Regions from separate parts of the Homo sapiens genome. Here region 2 is linked to region 1. A link is an interaction called in ENCODE POLR2A ChIA-PET data of the cell type or tissue named here. Cell type or tissue: GM12878. All regions are shown on one strand. Each heading gives the region's core, and the rest is flanking DNA. Links, peaks and the distances in the headings are about the cores only. Region 1 overlaps USP4 (ubiquitin specific peptidase 4). Region 2 has its middle 12 kb from the start of CCDC71.

The links. Peaks named below come from ENCODE experiments on the same cell type or tissue, not always from the same donor. Only the 100,000 strongest peaks of a DNase experiment are listed, where the experiment ranks them.
Region 2: POLR2A ChIA-PET joins it to region 1 with 8 read pairs; 5 of 35 experiments call an interaction of 5 or more read pairs at or near these places.

The regions. Positions count from the first base shown.
Region 1 is chr3:49,296,856-49,308,859 of GRCh38, reverse strand. USP4 (ubiquitin specific peptidase 4) reads left to right here. Exons shown (of 22, transcript NM_003363.4): 9 at 2,972-3,145; 10 at 6,318-6,476; 11 at 8,169-8,393; 12 at 10,225-10,308; 13 at 10,896-10,990. Among named protein-coding and RNA genes, the nearest start is that of C3orf62, 26 kb to the right of the region's middle. RefSeq lists a silencer at 4,956-5,005. In GM12878, for the core only: no CTCF peak of the experiment used is centred there; a DNase peak (open chromatin) is centred at 4,749; H3K27ac peaks cover 1,863 bases.
Region 2 is chr3:49,148,945-49,160,307 of GRCh38, reverse strand. It overlaps the pseudogene LAMB2P1. Among named protein-coding and RNA genes, the nearest start is that of CCDC71, 12 kb to the left of the region's middle. In GM12878, for the core only: a CTCF peak has its summit at 2,010 (motif pointing right); a DNase peak (open chromatin) is centred at 2,027.

The sequences.
Region 1 (12,004 bases), core at 3,172-7,171:
GGATTTCACCATGTTGGCTAACCAGGCTGGTCTCAAACTCCCGGCCTCAGGTGATCCACCCACCTCAGCCTCCCAAAGTGCTGGGATTACAGGCATGAGCCACCGTGCCTGGCCAGAACATGGTGATTTCCTGGCATTGATGTGTAATGATGCATATGGAGTACTGCAAACTATGGAAGCTCACGTGAGCTTCAGCGTCCAGAATTTTTACTGGGGCTTCATTATATAAATATGATTGACTGGCAGGGTGTGGTGGCTCACGCCTGTAATCCCAGCACTTTGGGAGGCCAAGGCGGGCGGATCATGAGGTCAAGAGTTTGACAACAGCTTGGCCAACATAGTGAAACCCCGTCTCCACTAAAAATACAAAAAATTAGCTGGGCATGGTGGCGGGCGCCTGTAATCCCAGCTACTTGGGAGGCTGAGGCAGGAGAATCTCTTGATCCCGGGAGGCGGAGGTTGCAATGAGCCAAGATCATGCCACTACACTCCAGCCTGGGTGACAGTGTGAGACTCTGTCTCAAAAAAATATATAATAAAGTATAAATATGATTGACTCATTACCTAGGTGAACTGATACCATGTGACCCAAAGCCCCCACCGTAAGTCACATTTTTGGTTTTTCTGGAGTGGCTAGCCCTTCTCACCCTAGGACTAGACTGTACAGTTCTGATCAGCCTCTTCTCCACCTCCAAAATTGTATTGTTAGGTTATCCAGTATGACCCAAGGCCCACCAGGCAAACAGACAGTCCTATCAGGCATAACATTCCAGGGGCAAATAGATTACCTCCCAGAAGCCAGGGGCAAAGCTAGACCTTCTGTTTGAGCAGAGCAAAATTCATTTTTTTTTTTCTTAGAGACAGGAACTCTCTCTGATGCCCAGGCTAGTGTGCAGTGGCATGATCATAGCTCACTGTAACCTTGAACTCCTGGGCTCAAGTGATCCTCCCACCTCAGCTTCCCAAATAGCTGGGACTACAAGTGTGTACCACCAGGCCTTGCTAATTGTTTTTTCTTTTTGTTTTGTATGTATGTTTTTTGTTTGTTTGTTTGTTTTGTTTTGTTTTGTTTTGTTTTGTGGAAACGGGGTCTCACTTATGATGCCCAGGCTGGTCTCAAACTCCTGGCCTTAAGCAGTCTTCCTACCTTGGCTTCCCAAAGTGTTGGGATTACAGATCTGAGCCACTGCACTTGGCCCAATATTCTTTACATAGGGACTCAGTGGTAAGCAAACCAGCAATGGTTTTTGTCCTCATAAAATTGATAATCTGGCTGGGCACAGTGGCTCACACCTGTTTCCCAGTGATTTGGGAGGTTCAAATGGGAGGATCACTTGAGCCCAGGAGTTTGAGACCAAGCCTAGCTAACATAAGCAAGACCCTATCTCTAAAAATTAAAAAAAAATTTTTTAAAGACTTACATTCTCACTTTTTTTTTTTTTTTGAGACATAGTCTTGCTCTCTTGCCCAGTCTGGAGTGCAGTGGTGCAATCTTGGCTCACAGCAACCTCTGCCTCCCGGGTAGCTGGGATTACAGGCATGTGCCACTACGCCCAGCTAATTTTTTGTATTTTTAGTAGAATGGGGTTTCACCATGTTGGCCAGGAAGGTCTTGAACTCCTGGCCTCAAGTGATCCACACTCCTTAGCCTCCCAGAGTGCTGGGATTACAGGTATGAACTACCACACCTGGCCTACAGTCTAACTTTGAATTTTTTTGTAGTGTGAGCAAAAACATAAAACATTTGTTAAAAGATTAGATAACCCTTGGGTTTTGAAATTATTTTCCGGCTGGGCGCGGTGGCTCCCAGCACTTTGGGAGGCTGAGGCAGGCGGATCACCTGAGGTCGGGAGTTCCAGACCAGGCTGACCAACATGGAGAAACCCCATCTCTACTAAAAATACAAAATTAGCTGGGCGTGGTGGCGCATGCCTGTAATCCCAGCTACTCGGGAGGCTGAGGCAGGAGAATCACTTGAACCCAGGAGGTAGAGGTTGCGGTGAGCTGAGATTGCGCCACTGCACTCCAGCCTGGGCAAAAAGAGCAAAACTCTGTCTCAAACAAAACAAAACAAAAAAATTATTTTCCTCTTGTGGTGAGGTGGAAGTAGCCTAGTACTGAAGAAGAGGTGTGATTTGGCTTCTCATGGGCAAGTTTTTCCAAGTCTTTGTACCCTCAATTTTCCTTAGCTATTATTGAGCGAGGATAATGATGAGTTTTATAGTTCTAAATGTAAATATTAGGGCAAAAAGGGTTAAAATTTCATGATTTAAGCTTCTATCTCATGATGCTAGGAAAAAGAACCCAAAGGAAGTAGGAGAGAACTAATAGCGTTAAGAACAGAAACTAATGAAAAAGGCTGGGCGCGGTGGCTCACGCTTGTAACCCCAGCACTTTGGGAGGCCAAGGTGAGCGGATCATCTGAGGTCAGGAGTTTGAGACCAGCCTGGCCAACATGGTGAAACCCCATCTCTACTGAAAATACAAAAATTAGCTGGGTGTGGTGGCCGGTGCCTGTGATGTCAGCTACTCAGGAGGCCGAGGCAGGAGAATCGCTTGAACTCAGGAGACAGAGGATGCAGTGAGCCAAGATCGCACCATTGCACTCCAGCCTGGACAAGATCGAAACTGTCTCAAAAAAAAAAAAAACAAAAAAAAACACTTTTTTCATTAAATAAGAATTATGCAATTATTCAGCTTTTTTCCTAAGGTAGTTTTTTTCAGAGACAAAGTCTTAGCCAATGCATATGCGGTCCTCTAAGACCACGTCCCTCCGAGATTAGCTGCAAGGGGTCCACCTTGCAGCTTGGCCTCCTTGAGGCTGTGCTTTACTGTCGTGAGCCTTCAGAGAATCTCCTGAGTGCCTCATTTTGTTGGCGTTGTCCCTCAGTGACCCTTTAGAACTTGATTTATCTTGTATCTCTGGTACTGTCTAGAAGGTGTGTAAAGCCCTCATCATGTTCTGTTTCAGTGTTTGAGCAACACTGCACCACTGACTGACTACTTTCTCAAAGATGAGTATGAAGCCGAAATCAACAGAGACAACCCTCTGGGGATGAAAGGGGAAATTGCAGAAGCCTATGCTGAACTCATTAAGCAGATGTGGTCTGGAAGGGACGCCCATGTGGCACCTCGCATGTTCAAAGTAGGTAGACATATATATATATGGGTTGGGTATCCCTGTATATAGATGCCTGGGACCAGAAATGTTTCGGGACTTCAGGTTTTTTAGGATTTTTTTTTATGGTATTTACATTATGCTTACTAGTTCAGCATCCCCATTCCAAAATCTAAAATGTTTCAGTGAGCATTTCCTTTGAATATCATGTCAGTGTTAGGTTATGGATCTTTAAGCATTTGGATTTCAGATTTTTGGATAAGGGATACTCTCCCGTACTTCCTTTTTCCCACTTTGGGGAGAGTGGTTTAGTGTTGTTATGAGGCATTCCTTTCGTTGCATTTTGGGATTAAGATGGGATCTGGGCCAGGCGCTGTGGCTCACGCCTGTAATCCCAGCACTTTGGGAGGCTGAGGCGGGCGGATCACAAGGTCAGGAGATTGAGACCATCCTGGCTAACATGGTGAAACCCCGTCTCTACTAAAAATACATAAAAAAAAAATTAGCTAGGTGTGATGGCAGGCGCCTGTAGTCCCAGCTACTCGGGAGGCTGGGGAAGGAGAATGGCGTGAACCCGGGAGGCAGAGCTTGCAGTGAGCCGAGATTGCGCCTCTGCACTCCAGCCTGGGTGACAGAACGAGACTCTGTCTCAAAGAAAAAACAACAACAACAACAAAAAAGTCCAGGCGTGGTGGCTCATTCCTGTAATCCCAGCACTTTGGGAGGCTGAGGCGGGCAGATCACGAGGTCAGGAGTTCGAGATCAGCCTGACCAACATAGTGAAACCCCGTCTCTACCAAAAATACAAAAATTAGCCAGGCGTGGTGGTGCGCACCTGTAATTCCAGCTACTCAGGATGCTGAGGCAGGAGAATTGCTTGAACCTGGGAGGTGGAGGGTGCAGTGAGCCGAGATCACGCCACTGCACTCCAGCCTGAGCGACAGAGTGAGACTCTGTCTCAACAACAACAACAACAACAACAACAAAATTAGCTGGACATGGTGATGTACCTGTAGTCCCGGCTACCAGGGAGGCTGAGGTGGGAGAATTACTTAAGCCTGGGAGGTCAAGGCTGCAGTGAGCTGTGATTGTGCCACTGTACCCAGCCTTGGCGACAGAGACCCTGTCTCTAAAAAAAATGAAAATTCAGTTTAATTTCTAGTATCATCTGAAGGCTGTTTCCAGGTTCTCTGAGCCTGGATTCTACAGGCTTCGTGGTTTGAGTTGGGACCCCCTAAGTCAGGAATTGGGCTCACATTCTTGGAAGGTGATGTGAGGGGCAGTTATCACTGGGGTCCCTCAGCCAGGAAGGTTTAAGGAGAAGACATGGATACACTCGGAGCAACTTGGGCTTTCCATTGCCCCAACTGCTTTTTCCTGCTGAGGTGGAGGTGCTTTGCTCCCTCCCGCTCAGCAGATTTAAGCTGAAATCTGAAAGATCCTATTTAGCCTGTACCACTGGGATTCATGGAGCTTCATGAAGCATATGATAAGAAAAGACATGCATATTTATGATTCAGAGAGGAAAAAAAATAGCACCTTAGCTCAGTGAGAAAACTAAAATCTCAGGTGGTTTGTTGAAATTGAAAACTAATTATCTTTCATCCCCTTGGTCACATGAATCCCTGGGAAATATATAAATGACTGTTCACATACTAAGTCACAAAGAAACTAGAATTGGGTGGCAACGGCTGGGTGCGGTGCCTCACACCTGTAATCCCAGCCCATGGGGAGGCCAAGGTGGGTGGATCACTTGAGGTCAGGAGTTCAAGACCAGCCTGGCCAATATTGTGAAACCCCATCTCTACTAAAAATACAAAAATTAGCCAGGCGTGGTGGCATATGCCTGTAATCCCAGCAACTCGGGAGGCCAAGGCATGAGAATTGCTTGAACCTGGGAGGCGGAGGTTGCAGTGAGCTGAGATTGCGCCACTGCACTCCAGCCTGGCAACAGAGTGAGACCCTGTCCCAGAAAAAAAAATAAAAAAGAATTGGGTGGCAACACACTGTGCTGAAGCTAATGTAAATAAACAACTGGAAGGTAGTGTTTAGGGGTATTAGGGAAGTGTGGAGCTTCCTCAGTGATGGATGTGTTATATATCTGCACTGTGTTTTGGTAGCTACCAGCTCAAGCACCTCTGAGCACTTGAGATGTGGTTCATTTGACCGAGGAACTGAATTTTTAATGGTTTTTAATTGTAATTAATGTAAATTTCAATTGCCATATGTGGCTAGTGGCTATGGTATTAGAGAACAGGTGTAGAACAGTGGTTCTCCTTTTTTTTTTTTTTTTTTTTTTTTTTGAGACAGCCTTGCTATGTCGCCCAGGCTGGAGCGTACTGGCACAATTTCGGCTCACTGCAGCCTCCGCCTCCTGGGTTCAAGTGATTCTCCTGCCTCAGCCTCCTGCGTAGCTGGGATTACAGGTGTGCACCACCATGCCCAGCTAATTTTTGTATTTTTAGTAGAGACGGGGTTTCACCATGTTGGCCAGGCTGGTCTTGAACTCCCAACCTCAGGTGATCTGCCTGCCTCAGCCTTCCAAAATTCTGGGATCATAGGCATGAGCCACCGTGCCTGGCTGGTTCTCCATAGGATGCATCACAATCTCTGGGAGTGCTTAATACAACACAGACTGCTAGACCCATCCCCAGAGTTTCTGATTGAATAGGTTTGGTGTGGGGCCTGAGAATGTGCTTTTCTACTAAGCTCCCAGGTGATACTAATGCTGCGACTGGGGACCATACTCTCAGAATAACTGGTGGAGAGTATTACTGGACAGACAGTATTTAGGGACCTGAGGGCTGTTATGTACAGGAGGATTCCTCCAGCTGATGAAAGTATTGTTTGTAATGTCCTTATGGAGTTTAAGACTCTGAACCAAAGAAGGACATGTTGGAGAGGGATTCATGTCAGTACTTGGGTGTGGTTACTCAGGGTACTCCACCCTTCCTCCTTAGGACTTAGGGCAGTGGCCCAGGTTCCAGGTTCATCCTCCTGGCTCTCTGATCTAGGCCTTCTTTCTGGTGGGAACCACTGGCCTCCTGTAGGCTCTTCAGGAGTTAATTGGACTACTCAACCAAGTGTTCTCTCTCACTGCCCCAGCTAACTCCTCAGAGCTATTTTTGATGGCAATTCTTTTTTGATTTAACTAGTTCTTTACGTATTATGCCTTCTGATACAGTTGCTTTTGTTGTAGACTCAAGTAGGACGTTTTGCTCCTCAATTTTCTGGCTACCAGCAACAAGATTCTCAGGAGCTGCTGGCCTTTCTTCTAGATGGATTGCATGAAGATCTGAACCGGGTAAAGAAAAAGCCCTACTTGGAGCTGAAGGATGCCAATGGGCGGCCAGATGCGGTATGCCATTAATGATGTCTGAATGATAATATGCCAAAGAAGCTGCCTCCTATTGAGAGTGCAGGGATATTCTTCTGGTCTTTGAGTGTTGTTGCCAGGGCCCTGGTTGCTTCTCACTGTAGCTAGTTATAGGGATATGGTCTCTGGTCAGAAAGGGGCTAACTGTAGTTACTGCTTTTTTTTTTTTTTTTTTTAAATAGAGACAGAAACTTGCTGTGTTGTCTAGGCTGGTCTCCAGCTCCTGAGCTCAAGCAGTCTTCTCACCTCAGCCTCCCAAAGTGCTGGGATTACAACAGGCGTGAGGCACTGTACCCTAGTTACTCCTAAGGCTTCCTCTTGGGCTTTTTCAAATTAGAGTGAGCTTGTTTGATATTTCACTGGTGAACTAGGGACTAAGAACACTCTGAAAACTGTAAAGTACCTATAGTGAGGACCCCTAAGATTGTTATTGCTCACAATAAAATCCATCCATGATTACTTAATTTGTTATTAGTATCATTAGGACATTTATACCTTTTGCCTTGATTATCTGATCAGTGCAAGAGGATTTTAGTATTTCAGCTACCCTATCACATTGGGATAATCAATATGAATGCTTTAAAGTAAAATTTAGATCTTCTTAGAAAAACTATGAGTTAGCTGAGCTGTAGTATAGATAAAAACTTTATTTTTAAAATTTATTTATTTATTTTTTTTGAGATGGAGTCTCACTCTGTTGCCCAGGCTGGAGTGCAATGACGTGATCTTGGCTCACTGCAACCTCCACCTCCCGGGTTCAAGCGATTCTCCTGTCTCAGCCTCTCAAGTAGCTGGCACTACAGCCACGTGCCACCATGCCCAGCAAATTTTTGTATTTTTAGTAGAGAGGGGGTTTCACCATGTTGGCCAGGCTGATATTGAACTCCTGACCTCTGGTGATCCGCCTGCTTCGGCCTCCCAAAGTGCTGGGATTTCAGGCGTCAGCCACCGTGCCCCGCCAAAAACCTTACTTTAGATCACTGGAAACATATAGGGGGGCTTTCCTTGCCCTGGCCATGTCTCTGTACCGATAGTGTTCTCCGGGCTTCTGTTTCTTATCAGGACACACAGACCCCTAGTTTCCAATAGGTCCTATGTTGCCAACCTTATTAAGTGTGAGGATTAGGGCGAGGCGCAGTGGCTTTCCCCTGCGGTTCCAGCACTTTGGAGGCTGAGGTGGGAGCATCACTTGAGGCCAGGAGCTCTAGAACTGTCTGGTCAACATAGTAAGACCCCCATCCCTACCAAACCTAAAAAAATTAGCCAGGCATGGTGATGCATGCCTATAGTCCTAGCTACTTGGGAGTCTGAGGCAGGAAGATCGCTTTGAGTCCGGGAGGTTGAGGCTGTAGTGAACCATGATCACGCCAGCCTGAGCGACAGAGCAAGACCATGTCTCAATCAATCAATATAATATATATTTGAAATATGTATATATATAAACATATATGTGAAATATATATATGTGTGTTGGGGTGGGGATTGGGCGTAGAGCTGGCATGTGGTATGAGTATGATACACTAAGAGTAGTCCTGGCCTTGTTTGTCCTGGATCAAGCTCTTGGCTGTACAGATTGCCACCTGATTCATCTCCAGGTTTGCTGTGAGTCATTCTGGATGCAGGGGCAAGGGGCTGAGAGGTGTTGAGAATGTCCTGTTTATCCCTTTGACGCAGGTGGTGGCAAAGGAAGCCTGGGAGAATCACAGGTTGAGGAATGATTCTGTGATTGTGGATACTTTCCATGGCCTCTTCAAATCTACTTTGGTTTGCCCAGAATGTGCTAAGGTTTCTGTGACCTTTGACCCATTTTGCTATCTAACGCTGCCACTGCCCTTGAAGAAAGATCGAGTTATGGAGGTTTTCCTGGTTCCTGCTGACCCTCACTGCAGACCTACTCAGGTGACAGAATCCACACCCTTATGGCACCCCTCACTGCAAGTGGTCTCCAGATCCCAGTGGGACTGCTCCTATCTGCTGCATTGGCTGCCTCTGAGTCCCCTTGGTACTTGCCTGGGTATGGGCCCTTGGCCTCCATCAGACCTTTGTCTAATCCCATATCATTTAAGGCCTATTGTGAAGGTCTTTGCAGCTTCTTTGCTTCTCTGTCACTTTTTTTTTTTTTGAGACAGAGTCGCTCTGTTGCCCATGCTGGAGTGAAGTGGCATGATCTCAGCTCACTGTAACGTCTTCCTCCCAGGTTCAAGCGATTCTCCTACCTCAGCCACTCAGTAGCCGGGATTACAGGCGTGTACCACCACGCTCAGCTAATTTTTGTATTTTTAGTAGAGACATAGTAGAGACAGGATGTTACCTTGTTGGCCAGAACTCCTGACCTCAAGTAATCTGCCCATCTTGGCCTCCCAAAGTGTTGGGATTACAGGCGTGAGCCACCGCACCCGGCCTCTGTCACTTTTTTGGCCACACTTCATTCACGCGACTAAAGTAACCTGATCTACTAAGTGGTTCTTGAATCTGAATGTTGGGGAACCAGAAGCACGGTTCTTTTCGTACTCAGATATACCCTCACATAACCTAGGACAGCCTGTACAGAAGATTAGGCCAGATGAGAGGTGTGAGCAGCAGGTCTTAGTGTCTTACCCTGCTGATGGCTCACTGAGTAATTGTATTGCTTAGCCTTCTGGTTTTGGTTTCTTTGTCTCTAAAGAAAGTTGAGGGCCGGGCGCGGTGGCTCACGCCTGTAATCCCAGCACTTTGGGAGGCCGAGGCGGGCAGATCACGAGGTCAGGAGATCCAGACCATCCTGGCTAACACGGTGAAACCCCGTCTCTACTAAAAATACAAAAAATTAGCCAGGCATGGTGGCGGGCGCCTGTAGTCCCAGCTACTCGGGCAGCTGAGGCAGGAGAATGGCGTGAACCCGGGAGGCGGAGCTTGCAGCGAGCCAAGATTGCGCCACTGCACTCCAGCCTGGGCGACAGAGCGAGACTCCGTCTCAAAAAAAAAAAAAAGTTGAGGCAGGCTGGGCACGGTGGCTTACCCCTGTAATCCCAGCACTTCAGGAGGCCGAGGCGGGCAGATCACGAGGTCAGGAGTTCGAGACCACCCTGACCAACATGGTGAAACCCTGTCTGTACTAAAAATACAAAAATTATCCAGGCGTGGTGGTGCGCGCCTGTAATCCCAGCTACTCAGGAGGCTGAGGCAGGAGAATCGCTTGAACCCGGGAGGTGGAGGTTGCAGTGAGCCAAGATCGCGTCACTGCGCTCCAGCTTGTGTGACAGAGCAAGACTGTGTCTCAGAAAAAAAAGAAAAAAGAAAAAAAAGAAAGTTGAGGCCGGGCTTGGTGGCCAACACCTGTAATCCCAGCACTTTGGGATGCTGAGGCGGGAGGATTGCTCGAGGCCAGGAGTTTGAGACCCTGTCTCTACAAAAAATAAAAATAAAATAAAAAGGTAGGACCAGATGGCAATTTGAATTTGTATAATTTCAGCAGTTCTTCAGAAAGTACTCTAAAGAATTAAGAATAAAATGAAGCAATGTTTGGAAGAGAAAGAGATGGCCTAGCCCCCATGCTGCTGCCTGTGTATTGAGGAGGATGCTGACATAGAGGTCCTGCTTATTTGCTCTGCTTCTGACTCATCTGTACCCTGACCTCACCATACATTGTTTCTAGAAGGGCTCCTCTGCCCCTAGTGATGCCTGCTTCTCCTAATGCATTTCGCACCCTTTGTGGGGCACCCCTGTGACCTTGACCATCTCTGTCTTGCAGTACCGTGTGACTGTGCCGCTGATGGGGGCTGTGTCCGACCTGTGCGAGGCTCTCTCCAGGCTGTCTGGCATTGCTGCAGAAAATGTAAGGCGGGGTGATCAGTGGCACTCGGTCTATTTGGGATACTTCATAGCATTTGGAGTTTACTTTCAACCTTGAAGCCACTTTTTGGGGTTGTTGTTATTGCCAGCACAAATGTGATTATTTGTGTGTGTCTGGATGCCTCACTCACTATGCACATTGTGACTGAGACTGTCCCTTCCAGCTCCAGGAAACACTATCTTTCCTTCATTGGGTTCACACTAGCCGTGGTCAAAGGACCAGGAGTAGGGCTCTGCTGTCAGATCTGTGCACTGAGGGTGGCATAGAGACTGCAGACTATGGAATACTCCAGAGGCTCTGGACAACTGCTGGTTTCTGGTTAGCACCACACTCCTCGCCCTTCCTGCCAGTCGAGGGCAGATGCTACCAGCATGTTCAATTCTGATGGCAGCCATGCTGCTCCCCCTTGGGCCTTGGCCCTCAGCTCTCTGGGGCTGTTTGTGTGGTGGTTTCTCTAGAGGCAACATTTGAGTATGAGTATTTTTTTTTTCATTTGTTTCTGGGTTTTAAGCAGTTAGTAGGGGCACTCTTAGCCATTCTGTGGTCTTTCTGTTACTGTTCATTCTTAGATGGTGGTCGCAGATGTGTATAATCACCGATTCCACAAAATTTTCCAAATGGATGAAGGTTTAAACCACATCATGCCTCGGGATGACATTTTCGTGTGAGTACTCAGCAGTTTCTGCTGCAGGTCAGGTCAGAGGACACATTCTAGAGACTTTGCTGCATTCATATCTCCAGAACAAAAATGTGGGCAGTCATTGCTCATGTGGATTGGCCCTGACCCCTGGGTGCAAGAGATGGGTATTGAGGGCATCGTGGGCAGCCATCAGTGCTCAACCCCTCCTGCCCTGCAGAGCTAAACATTCTGATAACTCTCCTCAGCACAGCCACAGCCTTTTTTCAACAGTTTTGCCTATGAAGAAGGCCAAATCACTGCTCCTACAGATGGTCCTACCATCAGAGATGCCTTTCTTAAGAGGAATCCCAGCTGTGTGATGGGAAGATGGTAGTAGGGGTGTGGTACGGAAGGATCTTGTCCTTTCTCTGCCACAGGCTGTAGCTTCTCAGCGAGTACCATGATACTACCATCCCCAATGCAGAAATGACAGGGCTGATTTAAACAGCTGTTTTCAGCTCAAACATTCTGTAAGCTCTGAGACTGAGTTTCTTCATCTCTGTGAGGACAATACAAAGGCCTCCTCTGCCTTCCCACATGCTGCTTCATGGCTGCTCTGTGTAATTGTGTGTGTGTCCCTCTTCCAGGCACAGTGGTGTAATAACTTGCCGGCTGCTCCCATACATGAACTTGCCTGCTGCTCCCAGGCAGCCACTTGCCCAGGAAGTATGGAGCACAGCCGTACTGTCCCTCCCTCTTTACCTCTCACTCAGGAACTTGCCTCTGCTGAGAAAGGGTTTTAGGATTTTGTTTTGGTTTTTGTTTTTGGCTGAGGAATTCAGTATGTAAAGGAGATAGTTCCTTCCCTTTACATTTTTGGGCCTATGACTTCTAGATCTCTCTAAAAGGAATAGTTCCTAGCCACACCCAAGATCTATTTCTGTTCTCACTTGCACAGACACAGCCAAGAGCTGACACTGTGCCAAGGGCTAGAACATGGGAAAGTCCACTTTCACATATAACCCCAAGCCCTTAACATGGTCTCTGTAAATTCCAGAA
Region 2 (11,363 bases), core at 78-4,077, 150 kb after region 1:
GACCAGGGAGGCCATGACATTAAGAACGTGATCTCCCAGAGTGGCCGTGGTGGCAACAAGACCTGGTAGGCAGAGAGTGGTGAGGGTGCAGTGTGCCTACGTGTGGAGGTACGGGGTCAGGGCCTAGTCACTCACTAGCCCTATGGCTGCAGGTGTTGAAAATGTCACCATCAGCCGGGCGCAATGGCTCATGCCTGTAATCCCAGCACTTTGGGAGGCTGAGGCGGGCGGATCACAAGGTCAGGAGATCGAGACCACCCTGGCTAACACGGTGAAACCCTGTCTCTACTAAAAATACAAAAAATTAGCTGGGCGTGGTGGCGGTCGCCTGTAGTCCCAGCTACTCAGGAGGCTGAGGCAGGAGAATGGCGTGAACCAGGGAGGCAGAGCTTGCAGTGAGCTGAGATGACACCACTGCACTCCAGCCTGGGCGACAGAGCAAGACTCCATCTCAAAAAAAAAAAAAGTTACCATCAAGGCCGGGCACAGTCGCTCATGCCTGTAATCCCAGCACTTTGGGAGGCCGAGGCGGGTGGATCACGAGGTCAGGAGATCGAGACCAACCTGGCTAATATGGTGAAACCCTGTCTCTACTAAAAATACAAAAAATTGTCCGGGTGTGGTGGCTCACACCTGTAATCTCAGCACTTTGGGAGGCCGAGGTGGGTGGATCACAAGGTCAGGAGGTCGAGACCATCCTGGCTAACACAGTGAAACTCTGTCTCTACTAAAAATACAAAAAATTAGCCAGGCATGGCGGCGTGCGCCTGCAGTCCCAGCTACTCAGGAGGCTGAGGCAGGAGGATGGCGTGAACCCGGGCTGCGGAGCTTGCAGTGAGCCAAGATTGCGCCACTGCACTCCACCCTGGGCGACAGAGCGAGACTCTGTCTCAAAAAAGAAAAATATAAAAAATTAGCCAGGCGTGCTGGCACATACCTGTAGTCCTAGCTACTTGGGAGGCTGAGGCAGGAGAATCGCTTGAACCTGGGAGGTGGAGGTTGCAGTGAACCGAGATCGTGCCACTGCACTCCAGCCTGGGCAACAGAGCAAGACTCCATCTCAAAAAAAAAAGAAAAAACATCACTATCCAGCTGGACCTAGAGGGTGCCTTCTACTTCACCCACCTCAAGACTTTCCCAGTGCCCCAGCCTGAAGGCTTGCTTAGCAAGTGCTGACCCTGTGCTTCCCTATTTGATGGCCACCAGTGATGCTTGTCCCTAGTGACTCCCCAGACATTCCACCTAGCAGCTGTGCTCCTTGAGCACTCAGTGGACCATGCCGCTCCTGGCACATGTACAGATACTTTGTTCACAACTGCCCAAGCCTCTTTCTTGGGATCCCTCCTACCCCTAGCCACAGAGTCAGTGACCTCGTCTGTGACCAGCATTACTCAGACATCAAGCCTTCCACTGAGGGCAAGGTCAGGCCCAGGGAAAGGGGGGTTGGGCCCTGAGGTGAAATAGGATGCTCAAACCTGCTTCTTTCTCCCAGGTGATTTTCAAAGTTCTGGACCCAGCCATTCCAGTAGAGGATCCAAACAACCCTGAGATTCAGGGTAATCATCCCCAGAGGCAATCCTGTACCATTTGTGTGTCAGGACAGAGCTTGTAGATACTGGGGGAAACAGGCCCTGCCCCGAGTGGGCACCGGTGGGACAGGGCAAGTAGGCAAGCTCAGTCTTCCAGGGCCGTTCCCCAGCCCTGCCCCATCATGGTCCTTTTTGTGGCCTCCCATTTATACCCCATCACTGTTCCCCATACTTGTACCCAGTGTATAGGGACTGGCATGGGGAACAATTTCAATAATGACTCTGCCCCATTATTGAATCCCTTTGTGAGGCCCCATCATAGTTCCTCATTTCCTCATACCTGTCCCCCGTCTCTACTATCACTGCCCCTCATAACTCTTCCCTTTGTGGGCCCCCATCACTGCCCCTGTCATAGTCTACCTGTCATTGCTCCTCCAACTCCATTCATGACCCTGACCTTTGCCCTTTGTCCCTGCAGCTGCCTCTAGGTGGCACCAGGGCATCTCTGGATGTAACACCTTCCTTGTAAAGAAGTCTTTGTTAAAGACTCCTAGTAGGAGAGCCCAGAATCAGGCCAGGAGGGTACCAGAGCAGGACAAACGCCAAACTAGTTTTTTCTCTACACCCAATGGGCACTCCTTGCCCCCCTTAACTGCAGTTATTACCAGCTGCTCACCTTGAGCCCTCATGGTAGGTCTGCAAGCTGCTGTTGTTTTTCACCTCAGATCAGAAAAGAGGAGAGGCCTGCAGAGGAAAGATACAGGAGGTAGCGGACCTCCTGTATCTTAGTAATGGACCTAAGATGTGGAGCAGGGAGAGGAGCCATGGACCCATTCCTTTACCTATGTATTCATATAACAAGCACCCATTGAGCTGTACACTCTGTCAGGCATCTTCTGGGCAGTGTTTGATGGGAAGCAGCAGAAAAGGTATCTGCCTTCTTGGAACGGACATCAAGTCAGAAAGACAGTTGATAAATAACCCATCTGTGACCATGCATTGTTTAATGATGGGGATACATTCTGAGAAATGTGTCATTACGCAGTTTCATCGTTGTGGAAACATCTAGAGTGTACTTGTATAGCCTACCACACTTCTAGACTATCTGGTATAGCCTATTACTCCTAGGCTACAAACCTGTACAGCATGTGACTGTACTGAAAACTGTAGGCAGTTTTAACACAATGGTATTTGTGTATCTAAACATAGAAAAGGGACAGTAAAAACATGGTATAAAAGATGATAAATGGTACACCTGTATAGGGCACTTACCATGAATGGCACTTGGAGTGAGTCAGTGAGGAGTGGTGAGTGAATGTGAAGGCCTAGGACATTACTGTACACTACTGTAGATTATAAACACTGTACACGGGCTATACTAAATGTATAAAAACAAATTTTTTCCTTCTTCAATAGTAACCTTAGCTTTCTGAACTTTTTTTACTTTACAGACTTTTAACTTTTTACAGCTTTTATAACACTTAGCTTAAAACACATGTAGAGCTGTACAAAAATATTTCCTTTCTATCCGTATTTGATAAGCTTTTCTCTGTTAAAAATTTTTTTTTTACATTTTAAACTTTTTTGTTAAAAACTAAGACACTGCCAGGCGCGGTGGCTCACTCCTGTAATCCCAGCACTTTGGGAGGCGGAGGTGGGCGGATCATGAGGTCAGGAGATTGAGACCATCCTGGCTAACACAGTGAAACTTCATCTCTACTAAAAATACAAAAAAATTAGCCAGGCATGGTGGCCTGCACCTGTTGTCCTAGCTGCTGGGGAGGCTGAGACAGGAGAATGGCGTGAACCCAGGAGGCGGAGCTTGCAGTGAGCCAAGATAGTGCCACTGCACTCCAGCCTGGGTGACAGAGCAAGACTCCGTCTCAAAAAAAATAAAATAAAAACTAAGACACAGACATACACATTAGCCTAGGCCTACATAGGGTGAGGATCATCAATATCACTGTCTTCCACCTCCAGATCTTGACCCACTGAAAAAGATCTTTAGGGGCAGTAATATGCATGGAGCTGTCATCTATGGTAACAATGCCTTCTTCTGGATACCTCCTGAAGGACCTGCCTGAGACTGTTTTACAATTAATTTTTTTTTGAGACAGGGTCTCACTAGGTTGCCCAGGCTGGGGTGCAGTGGCACCATCTCTGCCCACTGCAGCCTCTGCCTCCCAGGCTCAAGTGATCCTCCCACCTCAGCCTCCCGAGTAGCTGGGACCACAGGCCTGTGCCACCATGCCTGGCTAAGTTTTTTTCTTTTTTTCTTTTTTGAGATGGAGTTTTGCTCTTGTTGCCCAGGGTGGAGTGCAATGGCGAAATCTTGGCTCACTGCAACCTCTGCCTCCCGGGTTCAAGCAATTCTCCTGCCTCAGCCTCCTGAGTAGCTGGGATTACAGGCACCCGCCACCACGCCCAGCTAATTTTTTGTATTTTTAGTAGAGACGGGGTTTCACTGTGTTGGCCAGGCTGGTCTCGAACTCCTGACCTCAGGCGATCTGCCCGCCTCAGCCTCCCAGAGTGCTGGGATTACAGGCTTGAGCCACCGTGCCTGGGCTTTTTTTTTTTTTCTTTCTTTTTTTTTTTTTTTTTGATGGAGTCTCGCTCTGTTGCCCAGGCTGGAGTGCAGTGGCGCTGTCTCGGCTCACTGCAAGCTCTGCCTCCCGGGTTCACGCCATTCTCCTGCCTCAACCTCCCAAGTAGCTGGGACTACAGGCACTGGCTACCATGCCTGGCTAATTTTTTGTATTTTCAGTAGAGACGGGGTTTCACCATATTAGCCGGGATGGTCTCGATCTCCTGACCTCGTGATCCACCCGCCTTAGCCTCCCAAAATGCTGGGATTACAGGCATAAGCCACCGTGCCCAGCCTAATTTTTGTATTTTTTTGTGGAGACAGGGTTTCACCATGTTGTCCAGGCTGGTCTTGAATTCCTGAACTCAAGCTAGCGCCCACCTTGGCTCCCAAAGTTCTGGAATTATAGGCGTGAGCTACAGTGCTCGACCATGTTTTACAATTACTTTTTTTAAAAAGTAGAAGGAAAGCTGGGCATAGTGGTACATGCTTGTAGTCTCAGCTACTCAAGAGGCTGAGATGGGAGGATTGCTTGGGTCTGGGAATTCCAGTCCAGCCTGGGCAACATAGAACTTTTCTCTAAAAAAAAAATAAACATTGGCCGGGCACAGTGGCTGACACCTGTAATCCTAGCACTTTAGGAGGCCGAGCGGGCGGATCACCTGAGGTCATGAGTTCAAGACCAACCTGGCCAACATGGCGAAATCCCGTCTCTACTAAAAATATAAAAATTAGCCAGGCGTGGTGGTGCACACCTGTAATCCCAGCTACTCGGGAGATTGAAGCACGAGAATCACTTGAACCTGGGAGGTGGAGGTTGCAGTGAGCTGAGATCGCCCCTCTGCACTCCAGCCTGGGCGATGGAGCTACACTCCATCTGAAAAATGTTTTTAAAAAGATTAAAAAAAAAAAACTAGAAGACACACACTCTAAAATAATGATAAAAAGTATGGCATAGTAAATGCATAAACAAGTAGTAGTCATTTATTATCATGAAGTATTATACACTGAACATAATTTTTTTTTTTTTGAGACAGGGTCTCACTCTGTTGCCCAGGTTGGAGTGTAGTGGCATGATCTTGGCTCACTGCAACCTCCGTCCCCCAGGTTCAAGTGATTCCCCTGCCTCAGCCTCCAGAGTAGCTGGGATTACAGGCACCCGCCACCATGCCTGGCTGATTTTTTGTATTTGTTTAGTAGAGACGGGGTTTCGCCATGTTGGCTAGGCTAGTCTCGAACTCCTGACCTCAGGTGATCCACCTGCCTTGGTCTCCCAAAGTGCTAGGATTACAGCTGTGAGCCACTGTGCCCAGCCTACTGTACATAATTGTATGTGCTGTACTTTTATATGACTAGCAATGCAGTAGGTTTGTTTACACAGTATCATCACAAACGTGAGTAACGTATTGTGCTACATACAACATTATGACAGCCACCATGTCACTAGACAATATGAATTTTTCCTCTCCATTGTAATCTGATGGGTGCACGATTGTAGTACCTATGTGGTTTAGCTGAATGATAGTAGATTTTTAGTTTGGACTATGGGATGACAAGCAGAATCCTTTACTGCATTAGGGAAGCAGGTTTCAGATACCTGATGATACCATGGTGGGGTGTCCAGGAAGTAGTGGGATGTGCAGGTCTCAGTTCAGGAGTAAAATCAGGATTGGAGAAAGGGGATCCTCACTACAGAAGTGGAATTATCACCATGGGGAAGGCTGTGGTCATCTTAAGACAGCATTCCCAGGGAAGCAGGGATGACAGAACCCCATAGCATGAGGGCAGGAGGAGTGGATACAAGGATGTGGAGAGGGGAAAGACTCCCCCATTCCTTTCCCTCCTCCCTCGTCATAGAAAGTGAGGACCAAGGCACCCAAGGTCTGACCATCTGTGTCTCCAGAGCTCCTGCATGTGACTAACCTCTGTGTAAACTTCTCCAAACTGCACACCCTGGGTGACAGGCCCCTGGGAGGCCTCAAGGGACACCCCTTCTACTACTATGCCTTCTATGAGCTTGTAGCCAAAGGCAGTTGCCTGTGCCTTGGGCACACCTCTAAGTGCAGGTCTGCACCTGGAACCCCAGCCAATGTGGTGAGGACAATGGGAGGGGCATTCTGTTGCTGGTGGGGTGGGCAAGCTGGGACTCCAGAGCAGGCCTGCCTTGCCCTCCTCCCTATCAGGTACATGGGCTTTGCATCTGTCCCCACCAGTCGGTGCACACTGTGAGTGCTGCCAAGACCTGCACCAGGATCATCCATGACATGCAGCAGAGCCTGGGCACCCCCATGCCTGCTGGGATGAATGCCATGCTCTACTCTGCCTGGCCATACCTGCCACAGGTCCGCCCACCCCATATCTACCTTTCTGGTTCTGCCTCAGAATGTGAGTGCCATGGGCATGTCTACAGTTGTCACTTTGACACAGCTGTGTGTCTGGTTATGTGAGTGGAGGTGTGTGTGATGTGTGTCAGCACAACACAGCTGGGCGCCACTGTGAGTTCTGCTGGCCCTTCTTCTACTGTCATCCCTGAGAGGATCCCTGTTCCCCTCGGTCCTGCAGACATGAGTCCTTCAACCCCTAATCCCAACACTGACTCTTATCCTTCAGCTCCATGGTGACCTCTGACCTAATTCCATCCTTAACCTCTGACCTCTGATCTAGCCTGTGACTGTGACCCTGTGGGTGTCTGGAAGGGGATTTGTGTGATGCTCACATTAATGAGATCCATGGCCTCCTCTCTGGGCAGTGTTGCTGCAAAGTGTGTGTATGGGGTCAGCACTGTGACTCCTACTGGCCTGGTCACTATGGCCTGAGCTCCACCCAACCTCAGAGCTGCCAGTGTGAGTGACACTCAGGGTGGGCCCCCGCCTCCATGTCCTCCTGGCTCTGCCCCCAGTTACTGCCCTGATAACACACGCACCTACCCACCTCACTGCAGTTCCATTAGCAAGCTAAGAGCCCTAAGCCTTCGCCTGCAGGTGTGACCCCAGGGTTCAGGTCCCTGGTACTCATGTCTGTTATCCCTCCAGTGGTACCTGTCACTGCAAATGCTTTGTCTCTGGGCAGGACGGTAGCCATTGTCTGGTGAGGCTTGGCCCACCTTCTGATTTAACCTTGACCTTTGGCACTGAGCTTCTTGGAGCTATAGCCTTATAATGAGTATAAGGCTATAGTTATCATGACTGTGGACTGAGCCTTGTACTTGGGTGGGTGCCGCTCACTGACTTGGTCACCAGGGTCAGCATCACTTTGGCTAGCTGAACCTGTATATGCCCTCAGGTGGGAGTTTCGGAAACAAAAGGGAAATTGATTAAACTTGTATTATACACTGGATTTAAAGGCTTTTGTCTTTGTTTTTGTTTTTGAGACAGAGTCTTGTCTTGCTCTGTCACCCAGGCTGGAGTGCAGTGGTGCAACCTCGGCTCGCTGCAACCTCCACCTCCCGAGTTCAAGCGATTCTCATGCCTTAGCCTCCTGTGTAGCTGGAATTACAGGCACACACCACCACACCTGGCTAATTTTTGTATTTTTAGTAGAGGCGAAGTTTTACCATGTCAGCCACGCTGGTCTCCAACTCCTGACCTCAAATGATCTGCCCGCCTTGGTCTCCCAAAGTGCTGGGATTACTCGTGTGAGCCACCACACCCGGCCAAAGGTGTTTTTTTGTTTTGTTTTGTTTTGTTTTGTTTTTTTTCCAGCAAACTTGTTTAGAGGAAGACTTAGTCCAAGGAATAACTCCATCCTCTCTTTGCCTCGAATGTTACAAACTCTTTGCTTAACTTTTTTTTTTTTTTTGAGATGGAGTCTCACTCTGTCACCCAGGCTGGAGTGCAGTGGCGCAATCTCAGCTCACTGCAACCTCTGCCTCCTGGGTTCAAGTGATTCTCCTGCCTCAGCCTCTCGAGTAGCTGGGATTACAGGCAACCGCAACCACGCCCGGCTAATTTTTTTTTTTTTTTAAGTAGAGACGGGGTTTCACCATCTTGGCCAGGCTGGTCTCGAACTCCTGACCTCGTGATCCACCCACCTTAACCTCCCAAAACGCTAGGATTACAGGCGTGCGCCACTGTGCCCGGCCTCTTGGCTTAACTTTTATTTAACCCTGGTTGTGTCCTCATCTCCTTCTTATGTCTCTCTGTGAAGTTACTCAGGAGTGCACCATGATCTTCTCTCTCACTTTCAGATGCAGTCAGAGGAACATTCAGGCCCTTTCTCACCCCTTTTCCCACCATAGGCAGACCCAATATAAGACTTATCAGGCCCCTCCCCTCCTCTTCCTGTCCAGATCTTCTTGCCTTCCCCAACCCAACTACAGTCTCCTACAGCCTGAGTTCTAGGGTCTGGGCAGTGACCCCGCCCCCACCCAGGCTGCTGGCCCTGTGACTTTAACTTTGCAGATGCTACAGTAACAGGTACAGGGCGGGGCCTGGAATTCATGGTCAAATGGCAAGAATCAAGACTTCACCCTGACCCCTCCTCACCTCTGTGCTCCCTCAGGTATTCTGCAGTGGTGAGTCTCTGCATATCCCACCCCCACCTCTGTGGCTGCCACTGCCATGAGCACTAATCTGGGTATTTCTTTTTCTTTTTTTTTCTTTTTTTTTAATTTGAGACAGCGTCTTGCTGTGTCGCCCAGGCAGGGTGGCATGCAATGACACAAACTCAGCTCACTGCAACCTCCGCCTCCCGGGTTCAAGCGATTCTCCTGCCTCAGTCTCCCGAGTAGCTGAGATTACAAGCATGCACCACCACACCTGGCGAATTTTTGTATTTTTAGTAGAGACGAAGTTTCACCATATTGGCTAGGCTGGTCTCGAACTCCTGACCTCAGGTGATCCGCCCACCTTGGCCTCTCAAAGTGCTGGGATTATAGGCGTGCCACATGGCGCCTGGTCTAATCTGGGTATTTCTGTGCTGCCCTTGGCCACAGCTGAAGCCAAACTTGGCCAGGTTCTCCAGCAAGTATAAGTATCAGGAGGGTCAGAAGCAGAAAGAAATCAAAGCTCAGACACTGGGGCTCACTGGAAGAAGTGAACGTCCAGATAACTATTTGGAGGAAGAGTCTGAGCAGGGTTGGAAAGACTTGGAAATCCAGGTATGGGTGTCAGCATGGTCAAAAGTTCAGTGTCTTGGACAGAGGCCATATTATTCCCAGGACAGTATGGGAAAGGACTAGGACTCCCACTTCCTTCGAGGGAGCCCCCTGGCCTGCTCCTTTCCACTGTACAGAAGCCCCAGGGACTGCCTCTGACTGGCTTCAGCCCCGACTTCAGAGATAGCATCACGCTGTTTTTTGTTTTGTTTTGTTTGTTTGTTTGTTTGTTTTGAGATGGAATTTCACTCTTGTCGTCCAGGCTGGAGTGCAATGGCATGATCTTGGCTCATTGCAACCTGTGCCTCCTGGGTTCAAGCTATTTTCCTGCCTCAGCCTCCCAAATCACTGGGATTACAGGTGCCTGCCACCACACGTGACTAGTTTTTGTATTTTTAGTAGATACGGGGTTTCACCTTGTTGGCCAGGCTGGTCTCGAACTCCTGACCTCAGGTGATCTGCCCGCCTTGGCTTTCCAAAGTGCTGGGATTACAGGCATGAGCCACCACACCTGGATGATAGCATGACCCTTGATGTGCCCTCCACCCTGTCTGGCAAGACCATTACAGGCACCAGCTGCCCAAAGTGAGGAGTCTGGGGAACAAGATGAAGTCACAGGTCACTAGGATCTTAAGAGGGATAAGGGCCTGGGAATACAGATCCTTGGGTTCTTGAGGGAATGGGAGTCTAAGCCCTGAGGGTCGTAGGTCCTGGAATGGGAAGTCTGTGTCTCACATGCAGGCCCCAGAAAAGCCCTTTCCCCTGCATGGGCAGCTGGTCCTGTATTTTGGACTGGCTTGACTTTGCCCATGTGGTCAGTGAGGGTTGCCCTTCTCTCCTGGTGCCCATTGGTGCCTCATGCCCTGTAGTATGACATTGTCCTGCTCTATGAAACCTAGGTCAGTGGTGTGGATGTCAGGAGTGTGGATGGGTGGTGGTAGGGATGGATAGGAGTGGCTCTGTGACTGCTGACCCCTAACCCCAGGAACCTGAAGACTGTCAGGCATTAGTCAGTGTCTGTGCCCAATTCCTGCCCAGCAGCACCCACTGTGCCCATCTGCTGCCCTCAGAGCAGCTGTTTCAGGTGGCCCTGCTTCGTGCACACAGCTAGGCAAGACCCTGTGACCCCCAACCCTGTCACTCCCAATACCAGGACCCCATTATGCTGCCCACACATTTGAAACACACCAAACCGTCAGTATGGCATATCATCATGTCGTAAAACAAGCAAAACAGGTACTTAGTTTAACAATAAAGCAGGATTTAAGAAGTTGGTCTTTTTCCATTCATGATGAAATGTTGGGCTCACTAAGTGCACAATAGAAATGAGGCATCCCAGCTGGGCACAGTGGCTCATGCCTGTAATCTCAGCACTTTGGGAGGACAAGGTGGGCGGATCACCTGAGGTCAGAAGTTCCATACCAGCCTGGCCAACATGGTGAAACCCTGTTTCTTTTTTTTTTTTCTCTTTGAGACAGAGTTTCGCTCTTTTTGCCCAGGCTGGAGTGCAATGGCACGATCTTGGCTCACTGCAACCTCCGCATCCTGGGTTCAAGCAATTCTCCTGCCTCAGCCTCCCCAGTAGCTGGGATTACAGGTGCCCGCCACCACGCCCGGCTAATTTTTTGTATTTTTAGTAGAGACGGGGTTTCACCATGTTGGCCAGGATGGTCTCGATCTCCTGACCTCATGATCCGCCTGCCTCGACCTCCCAAAGTGCTGGGATTACAGGCGTGAGCCACCGCGCCCTGCTTTTTTTTTTTTTTTTTTTTTTGAGATAGAGTTTCTCTCTTGTTGCCCAGGCTGGAGTGCAATGGTGGGATCTCAGCTCACCGCAACCTCCGCCTCCCGGGTTCAAGCAGTTCTCCTGCGTTAGCCTCCTGAGTAGCTGGGATTACAGGTACGTGCCACCACACCCAGCTAATTTTGTATTTTTAGTAGAGATGGGGTTTCTCCCTGTTGGTCAGGTTGGTCTCCAACTCTCATCATCAGGTGATCTGCCCGCCTCAGCCTCCCAAAGTGCTGGGATTACAGGTGTGAGCCACAGCGCGTGGCTTTTTTTTTTTTTTTTTTTGAGACTTTGAGACGGAGTCTCACTTTGTCACCAGGCTGGAGTGCAGTGGCACGATCTCGGCTCATTGCAACCTCCACTTCC